Linked DNA regions of Mus musculus: region 2 is linked to region 1. Evidence: chromatin loops called from intact Hi-C (ENCODE). Cell type or tissue: heart. All regions are shown on one strand. Links, peaks and the distances in the headings refer to the core of each region. The heading gives the core; the rest is flanking DNA. Region 1 overlaps Kif5c (kinesin family member 5C). Region 2 overlaps Orc4 (origin recognition complex, subunit 4).

What was found. Hi-C counts contacts between places; a loop is a spot of excess contacts. Peaks named below come from ENCODE experiments on the same cell type or tissue, not always from the same donor. Only the 100,000 strongest peaks of a DNase experiment are listed, where the experiment ranks them.
Region 2: a loop joins it to region 1, with 6 times the contacts of the local background. A loop is called at or near these places in 30 of 42 quality-filtered maps.

Annotation. Positions count from the first base shown.
Region 1 is chr2:49,726,270-49,742,605 of GRCm38, reverse strand. It overlaps Kif5c (kinesin family member 5C), which reads right to left. Exons shown (of 26, transcript NM_008449.3): 13 at 14,647-14,715; 14 at 12,283-12,489; 15 at 9,756-9,902; 16 at 6,985-7,173; 17 at 3,406-3,523; 18 at 1,197-1,273; 19 at 558-667. Among named protein-coding and RNA genes, the nearest start is that of Gm46738, 13 kb to the left of the region's middle. In heart, for the core only: a CTCF peak has its summit at 7,998 (motif pointing right); a DNase peak (open chromatin) is centred at 8,035.
Region 2 is chr2:48,904,242-48,920,577 of GRCm38, reverse strand. It overlaps Orc4 (origin recognition complex, subunit 4), which reads left to right. Exons shown (of 14, transcript NM_011958.4): 9 at 3,240-3,413; 10 at 7,930-8,016; 11 at 10,284-10,392; 12 at 11,064-11,159; 13 at 11,245-11,312; 14 at 14,979-16,336. The coding sequence ends at 15,167. Among named protein-coding and RNA genes, the nearest start is that of Orc4, 37 kb to the left of the region's middle. In heart, for the core only: a CTCF peak has its summit at 6,193 (motif pointing left); no DNase peak of the experiment used is centred there.

The DNA.
Region 1 (16,336 bases), core at 4,053-12,052:
TGTGGTCACAAGGCAGCATCCAGAGTTAAGTTGCAATGATGTCATCCTGATAGCAGCGGGAAGGGTATATTGCCATCTATCACGCACAGACTCATACTGGCACAGGTCTTTGAGATGTGCACACAGGTGACCAGGTGGCTACAGGTGCATAATCTGTTGGGCTGAAGAGGCAACAAAGCCAAACAGCTTCTCTGGAGTGTTTGTTAATTCCTGGAGGAGGAATAGTCTTGTGGTTTTTTTGTTTGGGCTTTTTTTTTTTTTCTTCATACATTCATTTAGTCTTTCCAGCTCCTGGGTGTGTATCTTCCAAGCTGAGTCACCCCTGAACTGGCTGGATTGATATGAAGGGGCAGCTGGCTTTGCATGCCACCTGCTGTACCAGAGCATTGGGGGCGGGGGTGGGGCTGGGCTCCAGATGGGAGAACAGACCTCAGAGGCAGCACACAGAGTCCAAGCACAGAGACGAGGGGCCCTGGCCAAAAGCCATGTCCTTTAAGTCTGCCACCCAAGGCTTGCCCGTGCCCGCCCGTATCCCATGAGCCCCCCAGCCAACTCACTCCCGGATCTCATCAATGATTCTCTGCTTCTCCTCAATCTCATCGCGAAGTCTGGACAGCTGCTTTTGGTGCGCTTCCCGGTGGCTCTCCATCTGCTGCTCCAGAGCTTTCTGCAAGCCAGGCCAGGAGAAATGTGGCGTCAAGTAGTCGGCGCTCTGCCCCCTCAGTGACAAGCCCTGGATCCCTATCTATCTCCCTCAGATGTTAAACCCCAAAATTAAGGGCGATTCTGGCTCGTGTGCCCAAGCCCCCGGCCTTGCTTCATTTGTACAGCAAAACCCGTGAATCTGTCACAAAACTGAGTGGGCCCCAGAGGCAAACCAGCCCAACGATGCACAGAAAGTCTGCCTTTGCCCTTCTACCCCCTCTCATCTGAGACCCGTGGTTTTCCCAGTCAGGCCAGTCAGATCACAGCTTTCTTGCTACCTGGGTGACTCCAGACAAGTCACTTAACCCCTTCAGGAGCAGGGAGCACAAAGACATTAGTGCAGCGTAGGTGTATGCAGAGACACTTCTGGCTTCCTGCAGTCCCATCAGCATCTTGTCACTACATCGGGCCCAGCCATGGGTCCTCTTCTCCCTGTCTGACTGACATGCACAGGTCTGGGGACAGATCATTCCAGATGTGCACACACTCACCTTCACCTCCTCAGCATCCTGCAGCCTCGTCAGGTGCTCCTTTTCCTTATCTTGGAAACTGACTTCGTGCATTTTTTCTGTTTCAAACAGTAAAAAGTGACTGGAGTTTTAACTTGCAGGGCTCGTACCCTGAAGCAAAAATTCAGCAAAACAAAACCATAACAGCACAGTGCAAATGCTGGCATGGAGTAGGGGGAGCCTGGCAAACACCCAACATCTCGGGCTGACCTCTCCTTTGGCCTGTGTTAGTACTTGGGACGCAGAGTGGATTGCATCCCTAGGGAAAGGAAGGGGTTGCCTGGAAGCAGGCAGACCCAGAATCGCTTCCCACCTGGCCTCTGGGAGCCAGCCCTGAGGGTGCAGATTATAAAGCCCCTGTGAGCTTGAGGTGACATCTGGATTCGTGTCACCGGGAAGATTCCACAAGGAGTTAATTTACCTCCCAGGAGTAGCTGTTGATTTTCTAAGAATCTGGAGCAGGGAAACAAGCTAAAGATGAAAACTAGGGAAACAAACTCTAACACTTTCTGGATTCACCAGGGGGCCCCAGGTGGGCAGGGCTGTGACCAGCACTCCTGTCTCTGTGCCCTCATGGGGTTCCCTGAGCATGTGTGCAAGGGCAGTGAGCTGTGTGGGGTGGGGAGCAAATGTCGTTTGGGCATTGACATCCGACTCATCATTCCTCTAGTCTATTTTACTTTATTTCAGGCCTTTTCTGTTTATATTTCTATTCAGTGTCCCCACTGCAGCAAATATATGCAAGACAGGAAAATGCTTTTTCTTTGTCCAGTATTGGGAGGCGTGCTTTACTCCAAAGTCCATTCCTTACCACAAAATAAAATGTTACAAAGCTATGGCAGGGCCCTTTCTTCTTAATTTGCCTTTAGACCTGATGCAGCATGTATTTATCCAGTAAATAGCTTTAAATGAAAATAAAAGGAATGAAATAATAACATCATCCATCCTACTACTCATCAGAGTGATTTTATTTTAAATATTAATTTCTAAGAATACAAGGATCCATTTATCTTTAGTAACTGCAATAAAGATTGTATCCCTAACACTGTGTCATAACCATGGCCACACACACATACACACACGCACACACACACACACACACACACACACACACACGTGCTGTCTCAGACATGAAGACTAATAACCTATTAAAGTCTACTGAACTTTTAGATATTTTAGATGGTTTTCTTTTCTCCTCTTCTCTGCATTCTTGTTTATGCTTTTCTGATCTAAAGCTTTGTGATGAGGGACTGGGAAAATGGCTTAGTATTTAAGAGCACTTGACGTTCTTCCAGAGGACAGAGTTTAGGTCTCAACATCCATATCAGGTAGCTCACAAATGCCAATAATTCCACCTACAGGGCACTGAACACCCTCTTCTGGCTCCCTCAGGCACCTACACACACATCATCATCATCATCGTCGTCGTCATCATCTTTAAAAATATAAAATCAAACTCTGCAATAAATGCTTAAAATTTGAGGCTCAAATGGCCTGAAGAACTGTTACAATTATCACATTGTTCTATAAAGAACTGATCTTCATTTCAGCCTTCAATCTGTGTGACTGCTCTCATTCTACACACTGCAATGTTCTTAAACCCTGACCTCGTTTCTGCACTTCTGATGGCCACTCAATATTTGCTTATGTTTACTCGGATTTATTAAGTGTTTCCTGTGTATCAGGTACCACACAGCTAAGAGAAGAACTTGTTCAAAAGCCTAGCACTTAGTCCAAGAACGGAATCCCGAGGAAGGGCACGACCCATAGGGTTTGCCATAAGACAGAATTTGCATTTCACAATCACCCCTGGGACACAGTAGAGTGACCAGTCCAGAGAAGATGGCAGTGAGACTCCTCAATAATACTGATTTAGCCACAATCACTAACTAGGTTGTTCCAAGGCAATCAGAACAGATAAGCAGCACCAGAGATATATCTGACAAGCCCAGGGACAAGCTTTGCAGAGCAAGAGGCCAATGGGGTTAGGAGAGGATGCTGGCCCAGTCAGCTGAGTGGACAGAGGAAAGCTGGGAGGCAGCAGACACAGGGTGGGGTAACATGTGTTTCTTTCAGTTATGCTACAGTTCCCAGAAACACTGTAGCTGAACAAAACTAAACATCAGACCTCAGCCAGCTCCAGACTGGCTCAGGCCAAGTATCTGACACCGGCAAAGGAGTCAGTATTTACCCTGGGCCCGGAGCTTGGCCAGTTCCTCGCTGAGGGAGTCCTGGGACTCTTCCAGCTGCCGCCTCTTCTGTTCCATGTTCTGCATGTAGTCTGTCAGAGACTTGATCTTGGCTTCGTGCTTTGAAGAAGAAGGCAGAGCAGAAGCAAAGGTGAGGACCTAGCATCTGACTATCTCGGCTCGCCTGCAGCTGTCCAACTGGAAAAGACACGTTAGAGACCTCCCCGAGGAATGGCACAACATTTCGTCCTTTGCCTGGGACTCAGAACTGAGGACCAAGGGAGCTCTCTGTCTCTCCCATGTACTCTGCAGCTCGCTGCCAGATGCTGCCAAATGCTGTGTGGCCATGTCCTGTGCTCTCCCACTTGTCCCACGTGGAGACCAAAGCCTGCCCTGGTTTCCTTCCTTGTGGTAAAAGCTACCGAGCTAATGGTGTAGCTCACTAGTAGAGCACCTGCCCAGTGTAAGCAATGGCCTGGATTCAAAGGGAGCACCAGGGGGAGGAGGAGGAGGAGGAGGAAGAGGAGGAGGGGGAGGAGGAATACCCAGGACTGAAGGCCTCTCTCTATGGACACGTACCTATAGATTCAAACAGCACATCTGCTCTTCATCTGTCCCTCAGAGACAGTTCAACTCTGGTCATTAGAGACTCTGCACTTTAAGGTTTCCTCTCTGCCTGTACCCTCCCTCCACACACGCACATGATGCCCTGGGTGACTCCTTACTAGGTTCTGTCATTTTCTCACAGCCCCTGGCTTCTGTTTAACATCACTGGTTTTTTGCTCATGACAGTATAGAGTAGATAATTAATAAACACCAGTGGAATGAGTCAATAAATGGGTGGGAGCTCAGGGGCTGAACAGGCATCATGTGACTTCTAGACAGATGGAATACACAGACTGCTCCCTCTAGATCTGGGGACTCAGGTTCCGGGCAGGACGACCCAGTCGAATGAATCCCAGTGATCTAACTACTCCTCGGCAACCCAGTTGGAAGAGCTTTGGAAGGGATACGATATGAACAAAGAAGGGAGAGAATTTCAATGAGGAATACTCTTAGTTTTCATAAACCACACCAGAAAAGAGGCAAGGTTTCTGACAGAAGCAAAGGCTTTCTGTATTGTGGCAGAGTGGGGAGTGCACCGGCTGCTAACTTAGGAAGGCTTTCCCGACTGACTTTCGAAGCGTCCTAGCTCTCATACAGCAGTCAGTATCACCCCAAGGCCGGGGACCCCACACTTGAGAGTGAGTGCTGCTCCCCCTCTCCCTGGCTGCACTGGCTCCAGTGAGCAGCATCCACAGCCTGCGTCCTTGTCTAGGGAGTACTTTGAGCACTGCAGACTGAGTCATGCCCTTGTCTACGGACTCTGCAGGCTGTACCGTCTCCTCCTCGCTCACCCACACGGGGCACAGCTAACCTGAGTAGTCATGGCAGGGTACGGTGTGCAGGCAGGATTTGGGCATGGAGCTGCTCTGTCCAGCTGGACAGAGAAAGGGCTGGGCTCTGCCTGTGGCTGACTTCAGCCCCCAACTGTTGGGAGTAGGAACAGCCAACAAGCTCATGCCATAGTCTCAGAGGTGACCTAGAGACTAGAGTTGGGCTGTACTTTCCTCTCAGTTTTTATAAATTATAAACATGTCTTGCTGCAAATTAAAAAAAAGGTTCTTGTTGCTAATGACAATATAGTTATAAAAAAACATACCATCTTACAAATTAAGAGGCATGTGTGTGTGTGTGTGTGTGTGTGTGTGTGTAAACTCTGTTTTTGTTACTTATAATTACACTTTCCAAATGCCCAAGTTTTATGGATTTTTGTCAGTGTTATGTAATATTGTTCCACATAACTTCATCATTTGTCTATTAACAGGTATTTGGGTAATGTATTTTACAATAATGTCAAATAATAGTGCATCCATAGTTTCCATATAAGCTTTTAATATTTTAATCAGAAAATTATAATGCCATATGACATTTAAAAATGTCATCTCCATTACCAATGAAAAATAGTATATATAAAATTACTGGACCAAACGATACTTCCGGGTTAGGGAAATGTACAAAGAGTAGCCTTCTGCACAAACATAATGGCCTATATCTGAATCTCCAGAAGGCATATAAAAACTGACAGTGGTGGCATTTGCCTACAGCCCCAGTACTGAGGATGGACAAAGACAGGTGGGTCCCAGAGGATTGTTGGCCAGTCTAGCCAAAACACAAGCACTAGACTCATCATCATGAGCATATATAGTAGACAAGAAAAGCAGCAGAAGAAAGTACCCAAAGCCAGCCTTTGGTCTCCACATGTGCACATACATGTGAGCACACCTGTATTGAGCTCACACATACAGAACACCAAGTATGTATTTTTTTTCTGGTTTTATATTTTACCAGTGTTTTCAAAAGGATTGCTAAATTATATCTCATCATGTTTATCAACATTCTACCACATACCAGCACTAAAGTGCCCTTTAAATAATATTTCACTTCATATAAAAACAACCCATAGAATCCATTTTAGACAAGAAAGTTGGAGCTCTTTCTGTTACTGCATCATACGTTTAAAGCCATAGCACAATCTGATGCCCTGCTGCTTGGCACTGTTAGACATGCCAGTCCACACTGGTACCCATTTCCCCAAACGACTCAGCTATGAGGTGGTGAACAGCACACACTGGTACCGTCTTGGAAATCTCAAACCCAAATGTAAGCTTACATGTCCGTGCAGCCCAGAACTGTCCCATGGTCCTCTGAGCTACCTTCCTGAGATGGAAACGCCATTCCAATGGGGAAAGAGCTGGCTTGCTAGCTCATCAAGGACACATGCCCTGAGCTTGAGAAACCCAGACTTCACCGTCGTGTATTTTGCAAAGTATTTAATCACAATCATACCTTTATTTGAAAAATAAATAAATAAAATCTCCCTACAAAACTTTTTAAAGATCATGCAAGAAAATGCACATGACATGTTTATGTTGTGTGTACATGTGAAAAACAGTGCAACAGCACCTGCCACCACCACCCACAGTAGTTTCTACCCATACATCTTATACTGCTCCCATGGTAGGGATTTACAGATGTAGGAATCTTCCCGCGCTAATAGGAGACTTAAAGATACATCATATATGCTCAACTACAAAGCCATCCATGAGTGGGCAGAGAAATCGAGACACTTTGAAGACAGAGAAGCCTTGAGGGGTTTGTGTAATTTACACAACAAAATCTAGGTTTAAGGATAAACCCAGAGACCAGGCTTGGCAATTCACACCAATCACCCATATTCGAGTACGGGGTGAGGGGTGGGGCTGAGAAAAGAGGTCAAGACTAATCTTGGACTACAAGCAGCATCAGACCGTCCCACTACGTCCCACTTTAGGAGGAGGATGAGTTCAAGGATAATCCCAGCTACAAAGTGGAATCTTTGTTTCAGAAACACAAGAGGACTGTGGGCTATCTTAAGGCCCACTCATATAAGGCCGAGTGCACTGGCTCTCCCTAGTACGCACTATTAACCCTGAGAAGGGCACCGGATCAGGGGCAGACCTCAATGGATGCTCGTGAACAGGGTCCAATGGATAGCCTACCTGTGAGATAAGCAACTGGCACGCTGCCAGCTCGCGCTCACTGGCGTTCATCTTCCTGTTAGAGTCCATCTGGGCACTCTCCAGCTGCTTGCTGCGGTTCACGAGAGACTTGACCTCCGACTTCATCTTGCTAATGTACAGGCGTGCCATGGTGAACTCCTCCTCAATGACCCCGTTCACATCTGCCAGCTGAGCACAGAAGGACACATCAGAAGTCTGTGAACCCTAACCATGGGTCCCTGAGACAGCCCTAGCTTTGGGGCAAACATTGTAGCCACAGGGGAAGCCAAAAACATACATGTCGAAGTCACCATCAAGTCCTCAGAGATTGCACACAAGAAAGTTCCCACCAAAACCCACATCAAACGTGCTCCTCTGTTAACCATACACTTCCTTATAACCGATTTGAGGATAGAAAGGATGATACGAGAAGAAAAACTATTGAAGAATTTATGAAGGAGAACCCTCCTCAGAAGCCCCACCCTGCATGTCTACAACGGTGACCCAATGTCCCTAGTGGGGGCCCTTCATAATCTCGCCTGTAGAGAAGAAGTTCCACCCAGCACTTCAATTCTCTTCTCCACACTTTCCGTAGTGGTGAGGAGCCTGATGTCTACATGCAATGGCTGAACTATAAAAGACTTTCACCACACTCTTCAAACAGAACCTCTAATGCCAGAGAATGCACCAATCGCCCAGTGCCTCCTCATGTGAAAATTTCCATGCTTAGCCATCTGCTGCTACCAATCTTTTCCTTTGCCTTTTTGGAGCTGCCCTTCCAAGTAGACAGTAACCTACTCTGATAAGATATCTAAGAACAAGCCTAAGTTAACACTGACAAGAGATGGTTCTGACAGAATTCCTGAATGAGGTATATCTGGTTTCTAACTTTCAGAACTCCACTAGAAAACAAAAATGGAGACAAGGTATTGGGTTAGACCCATCTGCTAAGATGCATGGTATACAAGCTGAACCATGCAGAAAAGTAGCTTTGTGTGCACTATGTTTAACCACCAGAGGGCAGCCTTGCACCTTAGGAAGACTATGTCCCAGCAGAATCTAGCCCAGGAACGCCAGCAATTTCTGATGTTCGGTGTCCTCCCATCAGCCCCCTCTCTGCCCCTCCCACCTCCTCAAATGTTATCATTGCTGTCATTAAATCACATATTTTTCTGTGTAAACATTTGAGAACTGAGATAAAATGATATTGGGTATGAGCCCTAAATATTGGTAGCAAACATGAAGTATACAGTTTTGCGTTCCTGTATTGTGATTTATTAACCATATAAGAATTCAATACCACCTAACAATGACTGCAGCACAATACTAAGTGACCAGCAGGAAAAGCTACAATTATCAGCTGTGACTCCCCATCATGGAGGCCCTTGCTAAACGTGAGTTGGGTTGGTGACTGAGATTTGCCTCCCGATACTGCTCCCCGTTCTATCCCTCCCATAATGCAACAGCACAGATACACTGGCAGCCTTTGCCATTGGTCCAGCATGGAAGGAGGCTCTCTGAGACTACCGTGATCTGTAAGTGAGAGTCATCAATGAAATTAGCTAAGGGCATCTAGTGTCTGGAACCTAAAAATAATCCCAAAGCATGCAATTAGGTATTTAAAAATCCTCTCATCATACTTAGGATTTCCGGCAGGAAGGACCTTTAATGGCAAAGCACAGACACGCTTTGAGTTCACTAATGTGTTCCTCAGCTCAGTGTAAGATCTTAGCATAAAAATATCTTTTCTTATTGTTATCAGCAGGAGGTGCCAACGTCCCACAAATCCACTCCATGAGGTCCTGCGAGCCTTTAATCAGCCCCATGTCAGAACTACACTGCTCAACAGCAACATGTGGCTCTAAACATTAACCGTCAAGCACAGACCAGCCTAGCCGTGACTTAAAAGCTTAACCTGGCAGGGCCTGAAACCGCTGCCTTGCAGCTGCCCTAAGGCTACATAAGATTGGGAATTTCTGGTATATAGTCCCCTCTCCTGGATAAAAGTGGTTAGTGATACAGCACACTGGATGTAAATGAATAAAGACTTGACAGTTGGTGCTACAGCAGTGATCTTGCTACGAGGCAAAAGCGTAAAGATATGAAAATGAAAGTAGCTAAGGATGGGCAGAGAGGAAACACAACAGTCGGGTCCTGTGGATTGTGGAGCCACTGCAATGAAACCAAATTGGGTTCTCTAACTTTAATAAGCCACGAGTCATCTTGTTAAAACACAGAGTCCGCTTCAGTATGTCTGAGGTCAGCCTGGGGTCTAAATTGCTAATTAGCCCCAGGTGATGCAGATGACCCTGAGTAACAAGGCCTAGCCTCCTCCTGTTACACATAATTAAGTGTGGTTTACTCTTTCAGCCCCTGCTAGCTGCCTATGACTTTCAGCTGGAAGCTTTCTCAATTCGTACTGCTTGGCTGGAGAATTCTCACTGCATTGGGCTGGGGGGGTGGGGAAGGGTGGGGACTGAGACCTGGCCTGCAGCTTCTCCCAGCTGAGCCCCAGTGTGAGAGCATTGCAGGTAAGGCTAAAGAAAAAAAAAAACAAGCCACACAAAACCAACCAAGACTGGAAGATGCCCCCCAGATCTGAAAGGCAAACTGTTCCTCTCCATCCCCTCCCCCAGCCCCTGCTTCATGCGCCAGCTCTCCTTTTTCAGCATGCGCCAGGTGCAGAGTACAGCCCTGAGCCTCAGGTGCTGCAGAGCTTGACTCGGATCACACCAGTCAGGGTAGGAACAGAGAACACAAGTCTGGCTTACAGTCTTCACATCGTTGGTGCCAATAATTCCGCCTATCTCCCCCAGGTCCTTGAGAAGCAGGTTCAGGATCTCTGTGGCCCTCTTTTTCTGGTGGTTACTAAGCTCTTGCAGCTGACTCAGCTCTCGCTGGGTGGTTGTCAGTGTCGTCTGGAAAACAAAGTCAGCCACAGGTTACCAAGGTGGCCCATGAATTTCCACCTGTGACCTCCAGAGCTCAACAGCCCATGCCAGACCCAGCTCTTTAATCACTCCTCTGATCTCAGTGGAAAAGCACTCTGAAGGCTGACTGCTGCGTAGCACTTGGTTCTGATACAGAAACTTAATTCAGAGATGTTACCTTGTAAAACCAGCTATGTATTATTACTAGATATGTATTATTATTATTATTATTGGTTATATCGACGCTAGCAAAGTGAGTTACTGTAAATGAATTCAGGGCCCAGAGCAGGGCTCACTGGGTCAAGGTAAGAACTGACTCCAGCAAACTGTCCTCTGACCTCCACCCAGGTACCATGGTACGTGAACATAAAAATAAGTAAATTGTAGTAAGGCCTTTTAAATAAATAAGAGGTTGGAGAGAGAGCTCCGTCTGTAAGGTGCTTGGGGCACAAGCATAAGGACCTAGGTTTGAATCCTGGAAGCTCTATCTGGGTCTGGTGGTGCGCCATTGTTATCCCAGGACTGGAAGGATTCCTCTGGCCATTGGACAACAATCTACCATACTCAGTGAGTTCCAAAACAATGAGACTGTCTCAAAATAAAAAGACAGAGCACACTTTAAAGAAGGATGCTGAGGGCTGACTTGGTCTCTACCTGTACACACTGGCGCAAAAAGAGGCCCTACGTTTATAGGATTTAACTACATTTTCTAACTTACCAAAGGTTGTTTCTTCCCCCTTGTTCTATTTCAGGTTCCCCAGCTCCATGCTCAAACAAAAATCTCCTCCCTGGGTCCCATCCAAATACCCTGAGTAATGGGGTCTGGAATCAATAGCCCAGACAAACACTAATGAGGATAGGTAACAACTTAGAACATCTTCTAGTCCTCAGGGAAGCCAAATTAAATACTATAATTCTTCAGAATTACTCAGGTTCCATAGCAGAGCTTCTTCATAGCAGCAAAAGCTCGATTTTCTCACCAAACTTCATCAAATTAACCTCTTTTCTATCCCCCCACCCCGATTGTTAGCAGGAGAAGCAATGCCTTCTTCAGGCGCAGCACTGGAATCGTAGCTCTTCTAGCATCTTGGTACCAACAGCCTGTGCTGCAGAAGGAAGTCCTCTCCTCCCCGGGCCTTGCAAGTTAATTCAAAGGCATTTTCAGTGAGTCGCTACCACTTACTAAAAATAGTATATTAAAGCAGTCTGATAATAGTTGTTCTGACACAAAACGAGAAGCGTACTATAGAAAATCTTGCCTTGCTTTCAGATGTACAACACAGAAGGGACACGCTGTAGGAACCCAGGGGGACACTGAGTAGAGGCAGAGTGGCAGTCCTCTCTCAGTGAGTCTGCAGGGACTTACAGTCCATCAGCACTGCCAACTATTTGTTTCACCTTATTTAATACCACAGACATAGCAGCCCTGTCCCATGGAAACCATTAGGAAGGCCTTTCTTCCCCGATGCAGTAGGATGTGGGGAGTAAATAGTACTTCCTGTCCGCTCCACTGCCAGCAGCCAGTGCTTTCCTCCCCACCCTGCTCTGAGTGCCCGGGACTGATGTTTCTATTAAGGTAGTATGGCACAGTCCAGGACACCAGGTCCTTCAGGCAGAGCCACCAAGGACACCAGGCTACAGCAACTCAATTTCTCTGTGAGCCATCTCCAGGCAGCAAAGGGCATGGCATCCGCCACATCACCAAATGCTCACCGGCCACAGCAGACTACCTGTCACTAGCCCACCAAGTAAAACCCACAACAGCTGTCTCTCAGGGAGGAACCAGAAATACAGCGATCCCTCGGCTGGAAGCCAGTGAACAGGGCCAGCTTACCTCTGTCCTTCCGACTAGGACAAGAGGGTGGGAAGTCGGGGAACACTGTCATTCAGCAGGATGTAAACTGTGGACTGCTGAACTCCTGGGCATCCCCTGCCTCTGCTCTTTAGTAACAACGCTTTCGGTGCTATTCAGTGACCACACACAGAGGTCCTTGCTAAGTGCTTTACGTAAAGTGTCACTAACACAGGTGCCATGAAGAAGCACATTATTGTCGTTTTTGAGAAATAAAGCAATGAATACTCAGGACGGTTTAAAAATCTCGCCTGAGGCCAAAAGAGCCATAAAGTCAAACTTCTCACTAAGCTTTTCCTGGATCTAGCATCTGCATTTAACCCTTTCCAGAAAGCATTCTTGCTGATGTCATCAGCTTCCTGGGTGTAAAGCAGCTGTGCTGGGTAGTCTGTGGTGAAGGGACTGGAGGAGAGGCCTCAGGGAGCACACCAAGTCTTACACAGATAAGCACTCAGCCAACTGCCTTCCCATTTGTTAACAGAGAAGCCCCGCCCCCTTTAACACCATTGCTCCAACCGTTTTCTGGGCCAGCTCATCAGTCAGTTGCTCGTTGGCCCTGGTCTTGTCCTCCACTTCTTGTGACTTCTGGTCGTAATTGACAGCCAGCTCCTCCAGGGCCTGGAGGACTTCTTTCACTTCGTCTTTAGCTGCCTCATTTTCGATCTGGAGGCGTGTCAGCTCCTCCTGGATCTTCTCATAGTCCCTTCTCGTGGAAGCCAGGAGCTGGGGCAAGGAGAAGGCCAGGTGAGTGCACTAATTATATGTCAACGACCTGCGCTCTCCCTGCACAAAGCAATTTTAAAACCAGATCCGGGAGAACAAGTTGGGAGCAGTCAGATTGTGGAGAACTCTCACCGTGTGTTACAGATGCTAAACACATTTTCAAGTGTTATTTCAAAAATCTTTTCTCTTTTTTACCTTTTAAGAATTTTATGCTCTAAGTCAGACTGAGACACACACACACACACACACACACACACACACACGTACACCAGGGCACTACAGCTGGTTGGCTTTTTCATGTTAAACAAAAGATGGGAGAACTGCTTTTAATGAGTGGCAGTACACTGGCAGAGCCGCTGGAAACAGTGCCACAATTTCATATTGTATTTAAGTTCATTTCAAAATCACCCAAACAGTACTTGAAATGAAGTTACTTTCCTTTACTGTTTATCAGAACTGTATAGAAGAATATACCCTAAAATCTATACACATGGTAAAATGAGGTCCTGGGTTTGTGGATGTTTCATGTAGCTGTTACCATTGTTATTGTCTGATTTCCTTAATGGACATTTATCAGTTTGCAAGGAAAAAATATTAAAGTCTGAATGGTAACAAAAGGAATTGATCCAAGGCAGCTGAACCACTCTTGGAGATGCAGAGTACATGTGGAAGCGGACAACAGGGAACATAAGTGGCCACAACCACAGCTAAGGTAGGAATCTATTAAACAGGGTTCACATGACTCCAAAGACACAGCCTGCCTCCCTGCAGAACCACACTCATTACACTGGAAAGATGATGGGAAGCAGAAAGGAAGGAAATGGTTACAGAGCTCCCTGGGTGTGGGGGCTGAGACTGGGACATCGATCTCTGCCACCTGCCGGCACTGTATAAGCCAACCAAAGGCACTTTAGCAACGAAGCATCTTAAAGCACAAAAGAGAAAAATACTTAGGTGATCTCAGCAAGAGAATGCTGTCTCTGGTAGATCGGCTGGCTGTGCTTGGCTTGGGTTCCTGTTTGTAAAATCCACTGCAGAACGGTGCAAAAAAGACATTTGTGGTAGAAATGAATGCCGGCGGGGGGCGGGGGGGTGCTGAAACCAGGTGGCCTCCTTTTTAGTGTACCAAATACAGAGTAGCAGCACTACGGCCCCAGCTGCCTTTCCTCTTTGATGGTCTACTTTTGATTTTGTTTGTGTATCCCCTGTAGGGCAGAACAGGAGGACACAGTCTATGCTAAAACACACACCAGCCTTTTGCAACTGCCAGGTTACGGAACCAGCCTAGGTGCCCATCAACAGACGACTAGGTAGAGAAAGTATGACAGACGTAGACGGGATGGATGGATGACAGGCAAATCAGCAAGTAGGTAAATATATGATGGGTAGGTAGATGACAGACAGACGATTAATAGATATATAAATACACACAATGAAGTTTTACTTAGTAGTAAAGAAATAGGAGATCATGTCATTTGTAGGAAAGGATCTAAGACATCATCATGATAAGCAAAATAAGCCAGACTCAGGAAGACAAATGCCACGTACTTTCTGTTCTACATGGACTCTTGAGGGCTTGGGAAAGGAAACAGAGAAGCAGGAGAGGCCGGTGAGATAGGAGAGGCTAACGGGGTGAATATGATTAATTATACTCAGATGCCAAAAACCATTCTGTCTATGAGGCAGTTCGTAGAGGTGAAGTAGCCTAAAATAACGGGATGCTGCTGCAGAGACTGAGCAAGCACCACCCTCCCCGGGACAGAGGTGTCTGCCCGCCCCCCAAAGACTAAGTGCGGCACAGAGCAACCCTGAGGCTCAGAGTACTACAGAGTCAGGAGCTTGCTGGCTACACATTGCCACAACCAACCTTTAGCAGACCCTGAGAGAAGGGCGACCAAGAAATCTCCATGCGCTTTAAGGTTTTAAAAAAAGGCTATTTGGGGTGGGTGGCGAGTGGGTGGGGGAGAATGTGGGGGACTTTTGGGATAGTATTGGAAATGTAAATGAAGTAAATACCCAATTAAAAAAAAGAAAAAAAAAAGAAAAAAAAGGCTATTTGCAAACTGTATTTCTAGGACTAATATTATCAACGAAAAGTGATTGAGAGAGAGAAAAAAAAAAACCCCTCTGTAAAAAAGAATTCATTGTGTCTGTTACCTCATCCTGATCCAACATCTGTTGCTTCAGCTTTTCAGCCAGCTGGCTCTGCTGGTTAATTTCATCATCCTGAAATGAAACATCATGTTTAATTTTTAGTTAGTTGTGTCGGTTTTGACATCCTGGTTCCCCTTCCAGAATCAGACACCAAGAGGCCAGTCCCGAGTTCACTCATTAGATGGGGAAAGTGCAGCAGGGGCCATTCCAGGAGCTTGGTAATCTGCCGTGTAGAGTTCTTTCTAGGAAAGGTAACATCTGCCTGGAGAACCCAAATCCTGCCCATCCAGAAACCAGGGGTCTCATACTTCGGGACTGAAAGGGACTACAGAGACATCCTTCCCCAAATAAAGATGTAAACTGGCAAGCCCATCTGTGACCAGGAATGTTGCCAAGTGACGGGAAGAAAGGGCTACTACACCATGCCCATTTACTTAGAGTAAAAAAACTCGAGCTTCCGTGGAGTTTTCTCCAATAGACGGCCCTCTTGACTGCAACCAATAGTCTTGCCAATTGAAAAGCAAAACAAGCAAAGTCCTGCAGCCGGCTGGGTGAGCACACAGGAAAACGACAGCTCTCTTCACTGCCACTAGGTGTTGCTATTGAGAAAGCAAGAGTGCTCTGCCTGCCTCTCTCCCCCACCAGCAAGCCACCTCCAGTGAAGGACAGGCAGGCAGCAGGCTTGAGGCGGAACCACTAGGGAAGAATGTGGCCTTTCCTGCTCTGTTTTCATGATTTCAAAGGAAATTTTAAGCACATTCTGTGAAAAAAAAAATGACAATGTGGCTCCAGGCTCACATCTCCTTTCATTATAAAAGTCCTATTGGAATGCCCGTCTCGGCTGGCACCCCCAAGCAGTCAAATAACAGCTCAGTGTATTACATTGTCTTTGTGACAGGTTTTTTCCTCAAACACAAGTTTTTTTCCTCAAACACAGGTTTGTGCCAGTGTTTTCCTCATTGAAGGACCCTTCTCCTGCACTTTGGATCCGCTTCAGAGGTGAGGTGAGGCAGGTGAATGGCGGAGCCTGGTCACAGAACCTGTTTGCCACAGACATCTGCACCATGTATGGTGGAGTCTACGCCATCACCGGCACGGGATTAAGCGGATGGTGTAGCTGGTACCCTCCAGAGCACCAGCACTCTCACGTGTGCAGGGAAGGCTCTGCACACCCTCGTCCTGTGTCTCTGGTCTTTCCTATATACTCGATCTCACTAGTATGCTCAGGAAGCTCGTGTGCACTGAACTTTATACACCGATGTTTCTTCCATGGTGAATAGAATATTGATTATTTCCCTCCTTGCCAAATCCTTCTGGCAAAAAGAATCAGAGAAATTACAGCATAGCAAAACTGCCAAGAACTGGCGCTTGCACAGCTAACTCACTGTTTTCTAGGCCATGCTTTCCTTCAGCTTCATACATTTAGCATGTCAGTTACAAGGACCAATTTTATATTTCTGCTCCTCAGCACAAGAAGAGTAAAGAGCTTAAAATAAAAGACCCAAAAAGTTCAACCTCATCACTTCCCCGAGGCAACGAAGCAAAACAACCCAAAATCCACAACTGCCCCCAAGGGACGGACAAAAATAAGAAGGGACAGGGTGATGTGGCTTGAGCTTGCACACGGCACTCTTGGCAAAGCCTGAAGATGTAGCCTTCCTCCCCGACAGGTGACAAGCTAAGATGTGATGGG
Region 2 (16,336 bases), core at 2,852-10,851, 820 kb after region 1:
TTCATAAGCAGGATTAGACTGAAGTTCTCTTTTTTGGTTGGCTCCTTGTGTGGTTTAGGTATCAGAATAATTGTTTCTTCATAGAACAAGTTAAGTAGTGTTCCTTCTGTTTCTATTTTATGGAATAGTTCGAGGAAAATTGGTATCAGGTCTCTTTTAAAGGTCTGGTAGAATTCTGCACTAAATCCATCTGGCTCTGTGCTTTTTTTGGTTGGGAGGTTTTTTTAATGACTTCTTCTATTTCCTTATGTGATATGGGCCTGTTTAGATAGTTTACCTGCTCTTGATTTAACTTTGATATGTGGCATCTCTTTAGAAAACCATCCATTTCATCTACATGTCCCTGTTTTGTTGGGTATAGATCTTAATAGTAGGATCTCATGATTTTTTTTTTAATTTCCTCCGTTTCTGTTGTTATGTCATTTTGAGTATAGACTTTAATAGTAGGATCTCATGATTTTTTTTTAATTTCCTCCATTTCTGTTGTTATGTCATTTTCATTTTTTAGTTTATTAATTTGAATTCTGCCTCTTGACACTTTAGTTAGTTTGACTAGGGGTTTATCTATCTTGTTGATTCTCTCAAAGAACCAGATTTTGGTTTTTTTGATTCTTTGTATTGTTCTCTTTGTTTCTATTTGGTTTATTTCAGGCCCTGAGTTTGACTATTTCCTACTGTCTACTGTTCTTGGTTGAGTTTGCTTCTTTTTGTTCTAGACCTCTCAGGTGTGCTGTTAAGTTGTTAGTATAAGATCTCTCCAGTTTCTTTATCAGGGCACTTAGTGCTATGAACTTTCCTCTTAGCACTGCTTTCATTTTGTCTCATAAGTTTGGGTATGGTATGTCAATATTTTCATTAAATTCCAGGAACACTTTAATTTCTTTTTCTTACCTGACCATGTTGCCATTGTGTAGAGAAATGTTCAGTTTCTACATATATGTGGGCTTTCTGTAGTTTTTGCTGTTATTAAAGACCAGCCGTAAGCCATGGTGAACTGATAGGATGCATGGTATTATTTCAATCTTCTTGTATCAGTGGAGGGTTGTTTCGTGATAAATTATATGGTCAATATTGGAGAAGGTGCCATGAGATGCTGAGAAAAAGGTTTATTCTTTTGTTTTAAGGTGAAATGTTCTATAGATATCTGTTAAATCCATTTGGTTCATACTTCTTTTAGTTTCACTGTGTCTCTGTTTAGTTTCTGTTTCAATGACCTATCCATTGGTGAGAGTGGGTTGTTGAAATCTCCCGCTATTATTGTTGGGGTTCATTGTGTGTTTTGAGCTTTAGTAAAGTTTCTTTTATGAATGTGGGTGCTCTTGCATTTGGGGCATAGATGTTCAGAATTGAGACTTTCTCTTGGTGGATTGTCCCCTCGATGAATTTGAAGTGCCCTTCTTCATCACACTTGATAACTTTTGGTTGAAAGTCTATTTTATTGGATATTAGGATGGCAACTCCATTTGCTTGGGGGACCTTTTTCCATCCTTTTATTCTGAGATTGGGCCTGTCTTTGTTATTGAGGTATTTTTCTTGTATGCAGCAAAATGCTGGATCTTGTTTGCATATCCTGTCTGTTAGCTTATGTCTCTAAAGGTGACTTGAGTCCATTAATATTCAGAGATATTAAAGAGGGACGACTGTTGTTGGTTCCTGGTATGTTTGTTTCCTTAGGTCGCTTTATGTGCTTGTGACACTCTGCTTCTGACTTTGTTGTGAGATGCTTAGTAACTTGTCCTTTCTTTGGTGTTGGAGTTTTCCTTCCAGAATCCTCTGTAAGGCTGGGTTGATAGAGAGTTTTGCTGGGTATAGTAGCCTAGGCTGGCATTTGTGTTCTCTTAGAGTCTGCATGACCTCTGACCAGCCTCTTCTGGCTTTCATAGTCTCTGTTGAGAAGTCTGGTGTAATTCTGATAGATCTACCTTTGTATGTTACTTGGCCTTTTTCCCTTGCAGCTTTTAATATTCTTTCTTTGCTCTGTGCATTTCTTGTTTTTATAATTATGTGACAAGAAGATTTTCTTATCTGATCCCATTTATTTGGTGTTCTATATGCTTCTTGTACCTTTATTGCCTTCTCTCTCTTTATGTTGGGGATGTTTTCTTCTATGATTTTGTTGAAGACATTTTCATGTCCTTTGAGCAGGGAATCTTCGTTCTCATCTATTCTGATTATTCTTAGATTTGGTCTTTTCATTGTTTCCTGAATTTCCTGAATGCTTTGGGTTAGGAGTTTTTATGTTTTGAATTTTCTTGACAGTTGTGTCCATCTCTTCTACTGTATCTTCTACACCTGAGATTCTCTCTTCTATCTCTTGTATTCTGTTGGTAATACTTATATCTGTAATTCCTGACCTCTTTCATAGGTTTTCCATTTCCAGGTTTGCCTCCATTTGTGTTTTCTTTAATGTTTCTACTTCCACTTTTAGGTCTTGTGTATCACTTCATTCAATTCCTTTACCTGTTTGCCTGTGGTTTTCTCTATTTCTTTTAGTGAGTTATTGATATACTCCTTAAAGGACTCTATTATCTTCATAAGATAGGATTTTAGGACAGATTCCTGATTTTCAGTGTGTTGGTGTATTCAGGGCTTGCTGTGGTGTGAGAACTGGGTTCTGATGATGCCCAAATATTTTGGCTTTTGTTGTTTGTGGTCTTGCATTTGCCTTTCACTATCTGGATATCCCTGGTGTTTGTTGGTCTAGGTGACTCTATGAAGTCTGCCTCTTTTGTCCCTGGGTTGCTTCAGGTCTCAGGTAGGCCTGCTGCCCTGGCTGTATCAGACCACCTGTGGAGCCTTCCAAACTGGGGGCTGCTGATCTGTTGCCCTGGCTGCAGTAGATCTCCTGGGAGGCCTTCAGTCCACTGCTCTGAGTGAAGCTGGTCCTCTAGGATAGATCAGGATAGGGAAACTTTACTGGAGCAAACCAAACTAGGGGTCTGCCCCAGAAGCAAGGACCGGGCTGAAGGGGTAGAAGGGATGGAAAGGGAGGGCAGGGGTTTGGTGGGTGATGTGTCCTGAGTCCACCAGGCTCCCAAGGGTGGGGGTTGGGGGGGGTGGGGGTTCTTACCAACTTCTCTGAGTGCAGGGGGTTCTCTAGGATGGATCAGGATATGGAGTGTGCAGGGGAGCAGACCAACTAGGGCTAGGGGTCTGCCCCAGCACCAAGGACCAGGCGGAAGGGACTAACAGCATTTTTTCAACATGCATCTTATATGAATTTCATTTTTGTTTTCAAGGATATTTTGGAACTCTTAGAAAAGAGAGTGAAGTCACGATTTTCTCACCGGCAGATACATTTAATGAATTCATTTGATTTTCCACAATATTTGAAAATATTTAAAGAACAGTTATCTCTACCTGCAGAATTCCCAGATAAGGCTTTTGCTGAGAGATGGAATGAGAATGTTCACGTAAGTTGGCAATAATCACAAAGCTGTATTTATCTTTACATGTTACTAAGGGACCGGAATTATAAACTTTTTCTTATTTAAAAGCAATAGAATATCCTGTCTCCTAAAACAATCTCTTCCAAAAAACTTCGGGTGTCAGTAGTTGAAGTTTTTAATCCATACCTGGTTTACATTTTAGATAATTTTTTAGTGAATTTGCATAGTCTAAATTTTATAAATTTTATAAATTTAGAAAGAAACTGCATTGATATTTCATATTTCTTTCTTTCTTTTGATTTTTTGAGACAGGGTTTCTCTGTGTATCCCTGGCAGTCCTGGAACTCATTCTGTAGACCAGGCTGGCCTCAAACTCCGAAATCCACCTGCCTCTGCCTCCCAAGTGCCGGGATTAAAGGCATGCACCACTATGCCCAGCTAATATTTATTTCTATATATGTTTTTATTTTATTTCCAGTTCTTATAAACAACTTTGCTTTGGTTTGTTAGCTGATAGTGACTCTCGGCATTAGTTTATTAAGACACTGTCCAGGCTGTGGTTCCGCTCTTATGTATTCCGGGCAACCAGACAGCCAGACCTTACTTGGGAAACTACATCTTGTTTTACACAGGTTCAGTGCTTAGATATAATTTCTTTTTATTTTTAACTTTGTTCTGATTCATAATTCCCCACCTATAATAATCATTGTTGTAAAAAAATGCATAGGAAAATCTATTTACGATAGGAAGAGTTTATTTTGAGATTATGTAGTTGAGTTTGAGGATATAGAGGTGGAGAAGTCATGGAGGCCAAGAGCTTTCAGCAGCTGGTCAGTAGCATCTGCAGTTAGGAGACAGTGATGGATGTTCCTATTTAGCTCTTTCTCCTTTTCACCCAGAATCTCAACCCATGTAGTGCTACCCACAGTCGAGAATGTTAGTCGAGAGTATTAGTCACTGTTATTTTGATGTGAAGAGATACCATGACCAAAGGTAACTTTTTAAAGGAAAGTAAATTACATACTTTAGAGGCTATATTAGTGCTTCAGAGGCTTATTCTATTATTACAGCAGGGAGCATGGACACAGCCATGCATAGTGCTAGAGAAGTAGCTGTGAGCTACATCCTCATCCACAAGCAGAGGCAAGGGAAAGACACTGAGCCTGTCAGGGGCTTGTGAAACCTCAAAGCCCACTCCCAGTGACACACTTCCTCCTACAAGGCCACATTTCCTAATCCTTTCAAACAGTTCTGTTTCTTGGTGATTAATGCCCCACCTCATTAAACTAATCTAGATAATCCTTTACAGGAATGTGCCACAGGCTCTCCTAATCCTGATAATTTCTCATTAACAAGTCAACAGTCAATATTATCCATCACAACCACTATATGTTTATATTAAGATGTATAATATCTTAATTTTAAGAGTAATTAGTTTGGGTCTTCCATCAGACTAATCTTTCATAGGACTCAGAAGATTGCTAACTAAACAAGTTTTCTCGTATTAAAACCGTGTCTGATGCAAGATCTCTATGGGGCATGTTCCTTGTAGTTGGCACTTCACATTGTTCTTTTTCTTACTATTGTCTGGAATTTAACATCTAGGTCCCTGGCTGCTTGCTTTACTTCTCAGTGCCTAACAGGCTTTCATTCCCTTTCTATATCCCCTGAGCTCATTAAAAACTCTGTCATGTTTTTGAGAAATTTGAATGCAGTTGTTCCTTTGCATTTAAATATCAGTTTTCCTGTTGATATTATTATTTCCATGCCTATTTTCTCTCTTTTCCTCTGGTGACTTTACAGCCAAGGCCATCATCCATCTGTTATATTGTGAGTGTCTATAACTATATATGTATTTTTTAAACCCATGGGCCCTGCATTGTGAGGTGCAACCACAAATGAAAATTAAAGCGAATAAAATAGTGACAATTATGTGGTACATAAATGGGTTTTTATTTGTTATTCCCTTAATAATTAGGTGTAATAATGACCTAGCTGCAGTTTTCCTCGTTACATCAGCTGTGATTTGCCGACAACCTGCTTTCAGTTTTCTTGTTGTTTTTCCAGAATTTATAGCCCCCAAACTTAAATGGTACATGGTAGGGGATGATCTCTTTCATTGTGGCAGTCTTGTAGCTTTACTGACCAAAGGAGAGCTATCACTATTAGGGTTTAGAGCTCTTATTTTCTTCTCTTTAGACAATCATCTTGAGTTGCTTTGCATGGATAGGTATTTTTGTAAAATATACTTAGAAAGTCTGTCAGTAACATGGCCAGAGTCCTTGTCCCTTATTGAGTGAGTTTGTGGTGAAGGTGGTTTGGGGAGCTAGCCTCTATGCCAGTGCTGACATTGTAGTGAGCTTTTTGTTGGTTTGTTTACTTGCTTGCTTAGGTTTAAGATAAACCTGTAGTTTCAACCAGCACTTTAAAAGCAATAGAAAATGAATATTTAAGTAGGAAATAAATCTGCTGAAAATGTTAAACTTCATTTCAAGAGATAAAAGCTTATTCCCTAAATTTAGATATTTTTTGGGTAAAAGAAGCAAACCATGGTGTTATAGCTCCAGTAGGGATGAAAACATTTAGTTTTCTGGGGCTTTTGACTTTTTGTCATTGTTTATGGAGGTTTAGTTCAGTTTTTATATTTGTTGGGATTTTTAATGGTCTTTTAATTTTTTTAACATGCCATACAATGTCCTTCAATTATATGGGTTGGTTTGTTTGTTGTTGTTGTTGCTTTTTTTTAAAAACAACTTATCCTGTCCTAATAGTGCTAAGTATAGACTTGGTCGTGGGGCCATCTGCTGGAGACTGCCCAGCCTGTCAGGAACAACTGACTCTACCTCTCCTAGAACCTATCAAATGTCCTAGCCCCTCAGCCAATGTTTGGGGGCTCATGAACCCCTTCCCATATTGTGCTAGAATAATGCTAACAGGCTTGATAGTGTCCAGATAGCCACAGCTACCATGAGTTAATGAATTAGCATTTCTACTCTGGTCTTCCTTGCCCTTTGGCTCTTAGAATCTTTTTTCCCTCTTCTGAGATGGTCTCAGAACTTTGGGAAAAAGTTGTAATATATAGATATTCCATTTCTGACCATATACTAATCAGTCACTTATACTCTGCACTTTGACCAGTTGTGAGTTTCTCCATTAACTACCATCTGCTATATAATCTTTTTAAAAGAGGTCTGAGCATTGTACCAGATACAAATTTAGAGGGCAGTTTGATACAGTGTCCATGTAGTAGAATAGTAGAGTAAAGCGCTCCAGCCATAGGTTTTGGGCCTAATTTACAGTTCTAGGCATGTTCCTCCTGTAGAGAGTCTTAAATCTAGTTCATATTTGCAGCCCTACTCCTCCCATGGGCATAGCTTGCCATGCTGATCATGGTTTTGTTCTGACTTGTAGCCAGCAGAGGACTTTTGAAAAATTATGCCAAGTGCCGATGCATCTTTGCTTACTTTGTTAAATTCACTCTTTTCATCTCTATTCCTTACCTTCCATTAAATCCCATTTCTCTAGAATTGTCTCTCTATCCATTGGCATTTTCTTAATGTACCTTGTAAAGTTTTAAAAATTACTTTGTATTATATCGTTGATTATCTCTTCCCTCTTGAAGCTTCTTCGCTTGTGTGATGATTAATCTTCATGTCATTGTGACTAGTTTAGATGGCCATGGAAACACATTTCTGCATGCATGTATTTCCAGAAAAAAATTAACTACAGAGAGAAGACCTATCCTAAATGTGGGTGTCACCATTCCAATGTGCTAGAGTTCCATACTGAATGGAAAGGAAAACATGAGCTAAGAACTAGCATTCATTTTTGCCTCCTTCCTGACAGTGCATATACACTGGCACATGCTGCCTTAAGCTCCTGTAATGGTACCTTCCCCTCCATGCTGGATTGTACCCTTCAAAAGTAGGACCAAAATAAACACTCCCTTAAGCTGCTTTATTGTGAGGAATGTTTAATGTATACAGCTTGTTTTCTAGATTGTTGTGGTATCTTGTACATTCTTACAGGCTTTAGTGTGTCATTTTTCACTGCTCCTTTTTCTGTCTACCACTCTATAACTTCTTGACCACAGCTTACTCTGCACAGATACTCTGCCCACCCCCATAGTTCATCATTCTCAGTTGTTGTTTCCTTTTCAATGAAGGCTTCATCAGGCAAGTCTTCTGTGAATGTCTGAATTCTCTCCACAGTTGTAATGGCCTCTAGTTGGGCTTTCTTTTTTCTTCCTTTTCAATCCCTTTGCAGATAGCTGTGCTTAAGGTATATGATGACACCGTTTTGTTGTCACTGTGACATGATCTTGTTTCAGCTCATGTTCTTATAGCTCTTCATAATTTCCCCACTATATTCTTGTAACTCCACTGTTTTCTCAAATATTAGAACTCTTATTCTCTGTTGTGATTTGTGCTACATTCTTTTCATCCATCTCACTAGTTTTGACTATATAGTTTCCCCATTATAGATTGGGAATTTGGGATCAAGCTATGTTTTCGTTGATTTTGTTGTTTTTGTTTTTTAGTGTCTCTCTGAAGATTCAACTGTGCTTGAAGTCCTACAGAAACATTTCAGTGTCAACAAAAACTTGCAGTCATTACACATGCTATTGGTTTGTACTTTTACCTAATCTATGAAAATAACTTATACATATTATGGATGATTTTTTTATGTATAAGTACATACGTATTATGCCTATTTTGCATATAAAAACTATACATATTAATGGACTATCTTATGTTTTGATACATTCATTAATAATCTGTATTAACATTTTGAAGTGCCTTCAAACAGTTTTCAATACTAGCTAGACTATTTCAGCATTCCCACCAATAGTATGTAACTCAAGAGTACTACTTATATCTTGATATAAAACTTTGAATCTTATAGATGCATTTGAGGAGAAATGTCTTATGTCCTACATTAATTATGCTGGTATTTGAAGATAATGCACAGCTTACTTGTAGAGTTCTTGTTTGGTTATTTTCATTGATACTCTGTAGTTCTCCAGCAGAGATCCAGAGCAGTACTTTAACTGTATCATTCTTAAGCATCTCACTTTCCTTTAAAGCAGTTGCTTTATGATTAGGATTTTTATTGTTACTGCATAAAAATGTGATTGGGCTTTTTTGTATGTTAATTTTATGTTCTTCATTCAGTTTTGCTGAACTCTCAGACTTGTAAAATTAGATTCTTTAGGATTTTCTGTGGACACACTCAGATTGTCTTCTAGGAAGGAGGTGTGTCTTCTTGGTCCCTTTGTAGTCTTTTCTTTTTTCTTCTTTTCCTTCCCTTTCTTTTCCTTTTCTCTTTTCTTTCCCTTTCCCCCTTTCCACCTTTCCTCCTTTCTCCTCCTTTTCCCCCTTTTCCCCCTTCTTTTCCCCTTTTTCCCTTTTTTCCCTCTTTTCCCCTCTTTTCCCCTTCCCCCTTTCCTTTCCCCTTTCCTTCTTCCCTTTCCCCTTCTTCTTTCTCCTTCTTCCCCTTCTTTCACAGCAGGTAAATGGCAAAGCTGGATCTCCATTTAGTCTGTTTTAATCAATCTAATGGCATGTCTCATAATTTTCTACCATGGTATCTTTACTGATTCTTATTCCCCACATCGGCTTTTACTAAGGAATGCTGTCTTTCTCTAAATAAACTTCCTATCTCATTAGTTTAATTCCCTTCTACCCATCAAAAGTATACTGTCATTTTTAGCAACTTGGCTATAGTGAAGTTATGGATTAAGAATCTTTATGTATCCATCCACAAATAAAGATGCATAAACAACATTTTTTTTTTTTACTGCAGTCTTTTTTTATCATTACAAAAAATAAAAAATGGCATGTGTTTATCAACAGGAAGTGAGGAAATGTGAGTAATTACAAAGGAGTATAATAGAAAATGAATGAACTAGAATTGAAATCTAAATGTGGATTAATTCTCATTTTCATTTGAAGATAAGTTCTAAAACTAGATTGCATTGGTTATAGAACGCTTAGAAATTAAATTGTGTTATCTATTAATACCTGCAGTATAGAGTTTATAGTTTATAAGAATATATTAATATAAAGATATTGACTATTTTATGTGGCAAAAGGTGCAGTACACTCAAGGCCACTGTGCACAACTCTGTAACAGGTATATTTTAAAAATATAAACGTGGAATATTATATATAATTCTGTTTTGTTTTGTTTTTTTTAATGTAAGAAATACCTTACAATAAATGGAAAAAAATAGAAAACAAAAGAGCCACAAATGGTCTGAGTTTTAACTTGTAGAAGAGTGAACTTCAGGGATTCCCAACCTCTTGTCATTAACTGTAAAGTATCTGAAGTCCCCATTTAACCTGAAGCTGTATGTTTGCTACATCTATCTATCTATATATTGCTACATAATACATCTACTACACCTACAAATTCTAAATTCTTGTATTCCAAATACAAATCGTTAATTGAGGGTAAACTTAGTACTAGAAGGTGATGTTTGCCTAAAGAGAACTAAATGAAGAGGATAATTGTCTAAGTTTATAATTGTTTTCAAAATTAGTAACTTCTAAACTGAACTTACCTTTACATGTTTGTAAAAATCTGTATAAAACATAGCTATTCTTTTAAGGTGTGTGATATTTGATTAGTATTCTTTCAGTTTTTTTCTTATTAGACTTTTTAAAAATGTTTTTTCTTTTGGAGAGTAATAAATTTGATTCCAATGCAAAGTAGTAGAGAAAACAGCATCTGAACTAAGTCATTGCTACATTTTCATGGAGCAAAGTTTAAGGTTATTTACCTAGTTTCTATCTTACAAGAATAAACTATAAGACATTAAATAAGATTGTTCTAAAATATCTCCAGAATATTCAAGTAAATAAGTACTTTTTAAAATACACCTTTCTTTAGATGCTTGCTTTAAATCGAGTAACCGTATCACACCCATTTATGACTTCAGCAGATCTGATGGAGGCACAGCATATGTGTAGCTTGGATTCTAAGGCGAATATTGTACATGGTGAGAAACTGCATTGCTAATCTTTCTTTTGATGTTTTGATTTTAAAAGTTCAGATTTAGATGTTTTCTGAGATAATGAGTGTTGAGCATGGTGCTCTGTATACAGAATGCTTTTTATATACAACTTTTAATTGATACTGTAATAAGTATATTATCACTCTTTGTGTTCTGCATCCCATACCACATGGGGAGTCCAGGTAGGACTATTGTTGATGTTCTCCTTGCTTACCCTAAGTGCTATTATATTTGTTGACACTTGCTCATTTGCATTCACTATCTCTTTTGAAATATAAGATATATTTTAGATCTGTTTTCCAGAAATTCTCTGCATAAATGCTTCCCAAAGGCCTATGATACTTGAAATTACATGATATTCACAATATTTGCTGTTTGTTGTGGTATCAAATCTTTTCTACTTATAGCACATTCCTTGAAGTTTAGAAAAAAAAATCCTTATGTTGTAGATCATCCCACCCCTAGCAAAAAGGCCTTAAAGTCTAACAAGTTAAATGACTCGTGTTTTTATAGATAATAGTTGTTGGAATACCTTTAAAAATAGAGAAATGCTGACCTCTACCCTTCAAAACCTTGCGTTATTTTCTAGATAACAGTTTGTTTAGTGGTATGAACCCTTGGCTGAAACTCAGGAGTCCATCTCCCTTTAATTCTAGGTCTGTCAGTCTTGGAAATCTGTCTTATAATAGCAATGAAACATTTAAATGACATATATGAAGAGGAGCCCTTTAATTTTCAAATGGTGTATAATGGTAAGATGAAGTGCATCATTTTCTTGTTGGTTTCTTGCCTTTTTCTTATTTGAAAGTACTAATGTTCTCATTGCTTACTCTGCAGAATTTCAGAAATTCATTCAAAGAAAGGCCCATTCTGTTTATAACTTTGAGAAACCTGTGGTCATGAAGGTATGGTTTGATTTGGTTGTATTTTTCATCAGATCCAGCGATTTTTTTTTTTTTTTTTTAACTTGCTTCAAAACTCTTTGAACCCTTGAGTATTTTATTATAGGAATTTTTTCAGCAAAATGTTATAAAATGAACTGCTTCAATAATTCTGTAGCTAGCCCGTTTTACAGTTTGTGAAGATATATTGCCCTCTGCTGTCTGTTCTTAGCACTTGCCCACTGAAAAGGAACTAACCCTCTGCAGTCCACAAGTTGGCAGTTACAAGATGTCAAGTTTATTATTTAGGGTAAGATGTCAGTTTACAACTTTAAAATGACATCCTAAAATATACTCCTTCACTACAAAGAAAATGTAAATCTCATATAATTTTACATTTTCTATAGGCATAGGAAATAAAGGTCAAAAAATTGTAACAGTATAACCCAATTGATGAAAAATATTTTCAAATTTATGATAAAAGTATTTCCTGAACTATTTTCCTTTGTGTCTTTAAAATTTGGTATATTTATAAAAAGTTACAGCAGATTCCATTTTAGTAAATGTACATTAGAAATTCATTCTTTTAAACTCATTTAATATGTAGCTAAAAAGACTGATTTATATTTTAAAATTATACCAACTATATTCATTTTTCTAAGTAATTTAGTCTAAGCACTTTAAGCTTATATTTATTTAATGGAAATTAAATTAAACAGGACACATTTCGAGGTCCTGTTTGTCCAGTGTTGTTGGCACAGTGTGGTTCTGGGGACCATATGGAAGCAAAGGCCTTTTTTTTTTTTCTTGTAAAGCAATACAAGCTTGGGCCTTGGGTATTCCTTGTACAGCACAGCTAGAACTTCATTTTCTGTAGCAGTTGTTAAAAAGTGAGCAGAGTCTTGTATTCAGGCCACAGCAGTCCTAGCATCCTGAGGGTAGATCCTTCTCATTGTTGCAGTTTTGGAAAGGGCATCTGCACGTGTCTGGGAATAATTTGTAGATGCTCTTTGTACATTTTAATGCATCTTGGAAATATGTTTTCAGTGTTGTTAAGCTACACCTGAAGAATTTAATATTTTCTCATTATTCAAGGTTTTTTCCTCCCAGTAAGAATTTTTATGATAAACAGAATATGTCCCAGTGATACTTTTCACAGGGAACTGTGAGAATGCTCAAGAATCTACTTCAGTGTGTCCCGATTCTAATATTTCATCAGAGTATAGTTTTTCCTTCTTGTCTTATTAACATTCTTAAACAATTATTAAGTGATGCATGAGTTGTAGAGTAAGAGGAACCAAACAATGAAGAGCTCCATTAAGGTGCTAAGAAGACTGGGGGTTAAACAAACATGGTCCCCTGTCCCACCCCCTGGTCTTTGCAATCTTACAAGGTCCTTTGCTTACATGATGAGCCCAGTAGGCTTTTTGTACTCTAGGGTCTTTCTTACCTCTTGTACTATAGCTGTTAACTTTTATCTTTTTAAAATTTTATTTAATTTTTTATTGAAAGTAGTTATTTTCATGCATCTATCAGTCATGGATTCCCTTCTTTCAGATTCTTCTCACCCACGAGCCCCTCTTTTTTCCTCTCTCTCTCTCTCTCTCTCACAAAAAGACAGGCAAATAGAAAAGAAAAGCAAGAATAAAACAGCAAACTAACAGCAGAAAGAGAAAGAAAGAGCATCGGTAGAAAGCATTCACACAGGCACACAAAAAGAACCCGTGAATACAAAATTGGAAGCCAGAATACATAAGCTAGAGAAGAGAACGGTACGGGAGAAAATGCTGAAACAAAGCCATATGAAACTGACCCCTACACATACACACACACACACACACTAAATCTTTTGGGTTTATTTTGTATTGGCTATCCTTAATCCTTATGGTCCATATCCTTAAGTATAGTTTGTATACCCAGAGAGATTGGAGAACTATTTTCTCCTTTGCAAACAATTGTAATTGGAGGTAGCTTCTTGGTTAGAGCAAGGGAGTCTAATTCCCCATCTCAACACTTGAGACCCCATCTGGTTTGGACAGTGGTTTTGCCTCCTTTTTCACAATTCCCCATCTCAACACTTGAGACCCCATCTGGTTTGGACAGTGGTTTTGCCTCCTTTTTCACAATTCCCCATCTCAACACTTGAGACCCCATCTGGTTTGGACAGTGGTTTTGCCTCCTTTTTCACAATTCCCCATCTCAACACTTGAGACCCCATCTGGTTTGGACAGTGGTTTTGCCTCCTTTTTCACAATTCCCCATCTCAACACTTGAGACCCCATCTGGTTTGGACAGTGGTTTTGCCTCCTTTTTCACAATTCCCCATCTCAACACTTGAGACCCCATCTGGTTTGGACAGTGGTTTTGCCTCCTTTTTCACAATTCCCCATCTCAACACTTGAGACCCCATCTGGTTTGGACAGTGGTTTTGCCTCCTTTTTCACAATTCCCCATCTCAACACTTGAGACCCCATCTGGTTTGGACAGTGGTTTTGCCTCCTTTTTCACAATTCCCCATCTCAACACTTGAGACCCCATCTGGTTTGGACAGTGGTTTTGCCTCCTTTTTCACAATTCCCCATCTCAACACTTGAGACCCCATCTGGTTTGGACAGTGGTTTTGCCTCCTTTTTCACAATTCCCCATCTCAACACTTGAGACCCCATCTGGTTTGGACAGTGGTTTTGCCTCCTTTTTCACAGAGTTTCCTTGATCCTTGAAGTGGAAGGCTCTGATGAAAAACTTCCATTTAGGACTAAGTGTTTGAAGGTCTCTCATTCTGCACATGTTCCAGTTGTCTCTATTAGTTCCCATCTGCTTTACTGATATCTAGGCAGCACACTGTTCTATTGGGATATCTAGCTGTACCATCTCATTCCAAAGTCTTATCAGATTAAGGTTTTAAGATCAAACTAATAGACAAAGGACTGGAGCTACAAAGCTCAGGTGGAATCCATGCTGAGCATAAGTAAGATTTAGGTACAGTACTAATCACCCACCATTGGAAAAGTCCAAAAGGAATCTATGATATACAGTCTGCCTAGAAACAAAACCTCATGATTAAGGTTCAGGTAAAATTAATATTTGCCTGATTTACATTGAGCATTATGGGGACATATATCAAAACATGTTCTCCAAATGTACAGTTCTTATGGGTTTGATAAACTTGTGTCTGAGGGTGGGGTAGGGCTATTCTGTTTAGTGGTGCAAGGTAAGCACTTTATCCTGCTGAGCTCAATTCCCATTCCTAAGGATGATTGTTAACTCTATTGGTGACCTTTCCATTCTATTCCTTTTTTCCTCTGTGTGTCATGAGCAAAGTTGGAGTTTATTAGGAAAGAGATTTTAGCGTCAGATCTGCCCTGGTGACACACAGTTTTAATCCCAGCACTTCAGAGGCAGAAGCAAGTGGATCTCTGAGTTGGAGGCCTGGTCTATAAAGCAAAATCCAGGACAGCCAGGACTATACAAGGAAAGCCTGTCTTCAAAACCTTAATGGATGGGCGAATGAAGAAAAGATCTGAACATAAATTCAAGTGTGAATGGTAGAGAGAGTACTTAGGAAAAAGGCAGTTCAGATGTGCTGATTTCTCCTCCCTCTTTTCCACCTGCCACTGTTTCACAGCAATAACTATCCTCTGGGTTTAACACGTGTCCCCTTACATCTAAGCTTTGTCTTTTCTCTTGCAGGCATTTGAGCACTTACAACAGTTGGAATTAATAAAACCCGTGGAAAGAACTTCAGTAAATTCTCAGAGAGAATACCAGCTAGTGAAACTACTTTTGGATAATACTCAAATTATGAATGCTCTACAGAAATACTCCAACTGCCCTACAGATGTTAGGCAGTGGGCAACATCCTCACTAAGCTGGCTGTGAAGATTTTAAGTACATTTCTGTGAAGACCTTAAAGTACTGTTCTTTATTTAATAAGATACGCTACTACATTGCTTTGTTTATAAATAGTTTATGGGAAATTTGCACTTAGTATGTTTTGAATAATGACCACGCATGGACACAGTTTCATTAATTTAAATTGCACCACACAAGTAGCAGTTCATAAGAATAAAATGTGCTTATTTTACGCATGGTCCATAAAATGATTTGATACTCTTTTAAAGTGTATGTGGTCCATTAGAAAGGTTAATTCCAACAAAGCATTTAGTTTACAGATCATAATCCTAAGCAGTCAGGAGAGAAATACGAACAGAAATTACATGAGGAATATTCCGGCTAGATTAGGCGCCTGTGGATATTGGAGTTGGGTTGATTTTCCTGAATTGGTTCCTATAGGATCCTCCAATTTTGGATCTTCTACAGATCCCCCAGTGTTCTAGTTTAGTAAACTGGCCCATTTGGGCTGAAGAACTTGTGTGGAAAGAGTCCAAACAACTCATCATTTTCTTCTCTGCATATCTCACCACAATTGTAGGATTTTTTTTTCCATGTACATTCTTTGTATATGTTCAGAAGGGATCAAAATTGCCATCTAACAGGTACCTTAAAGGATTCCTGGGCATCTACTTCCACAACTAATACGTATTCCACAGTGTTGGCTGTTGGCTTCAAAAAAAGGAATTCTCTTAACATGCTATGTTGGTCAGCGTCCACCTCCTAAGCTCATAGGCAAAACTCACAGGTTAAAATGGAATTTAATCTCAGAGATCCTTTGTTCAAGAATATTTGATTGCATATTTAGTTGTAGTAAGATTTTATAAAATACATAATCCTTTGTATGTGCAGTTTGTAAAGTATCTGCAGAATTAAATGCTCTTATTTACAGATCAGAAAACTAACACCAGTGTCAGGATCACAGTATGGGAATGACTGATGTGACCTTGAATGCAGCTTGGTTTGACTGACATTAAAGCCAGTGTTAAAAACTAAAGCTTAGCAACAAATGTTTTACTATTTTTACAGGATACTGTAAGGAATAATTTGACTTTTAAGAAATCTTAAATATAAATTTTCTGTGCATTAATGTAGTACCTCATAGTTAAAACTTTCTTCATTCACAGCCTTTCCCTTTCACAGTAAAACATGCTTAG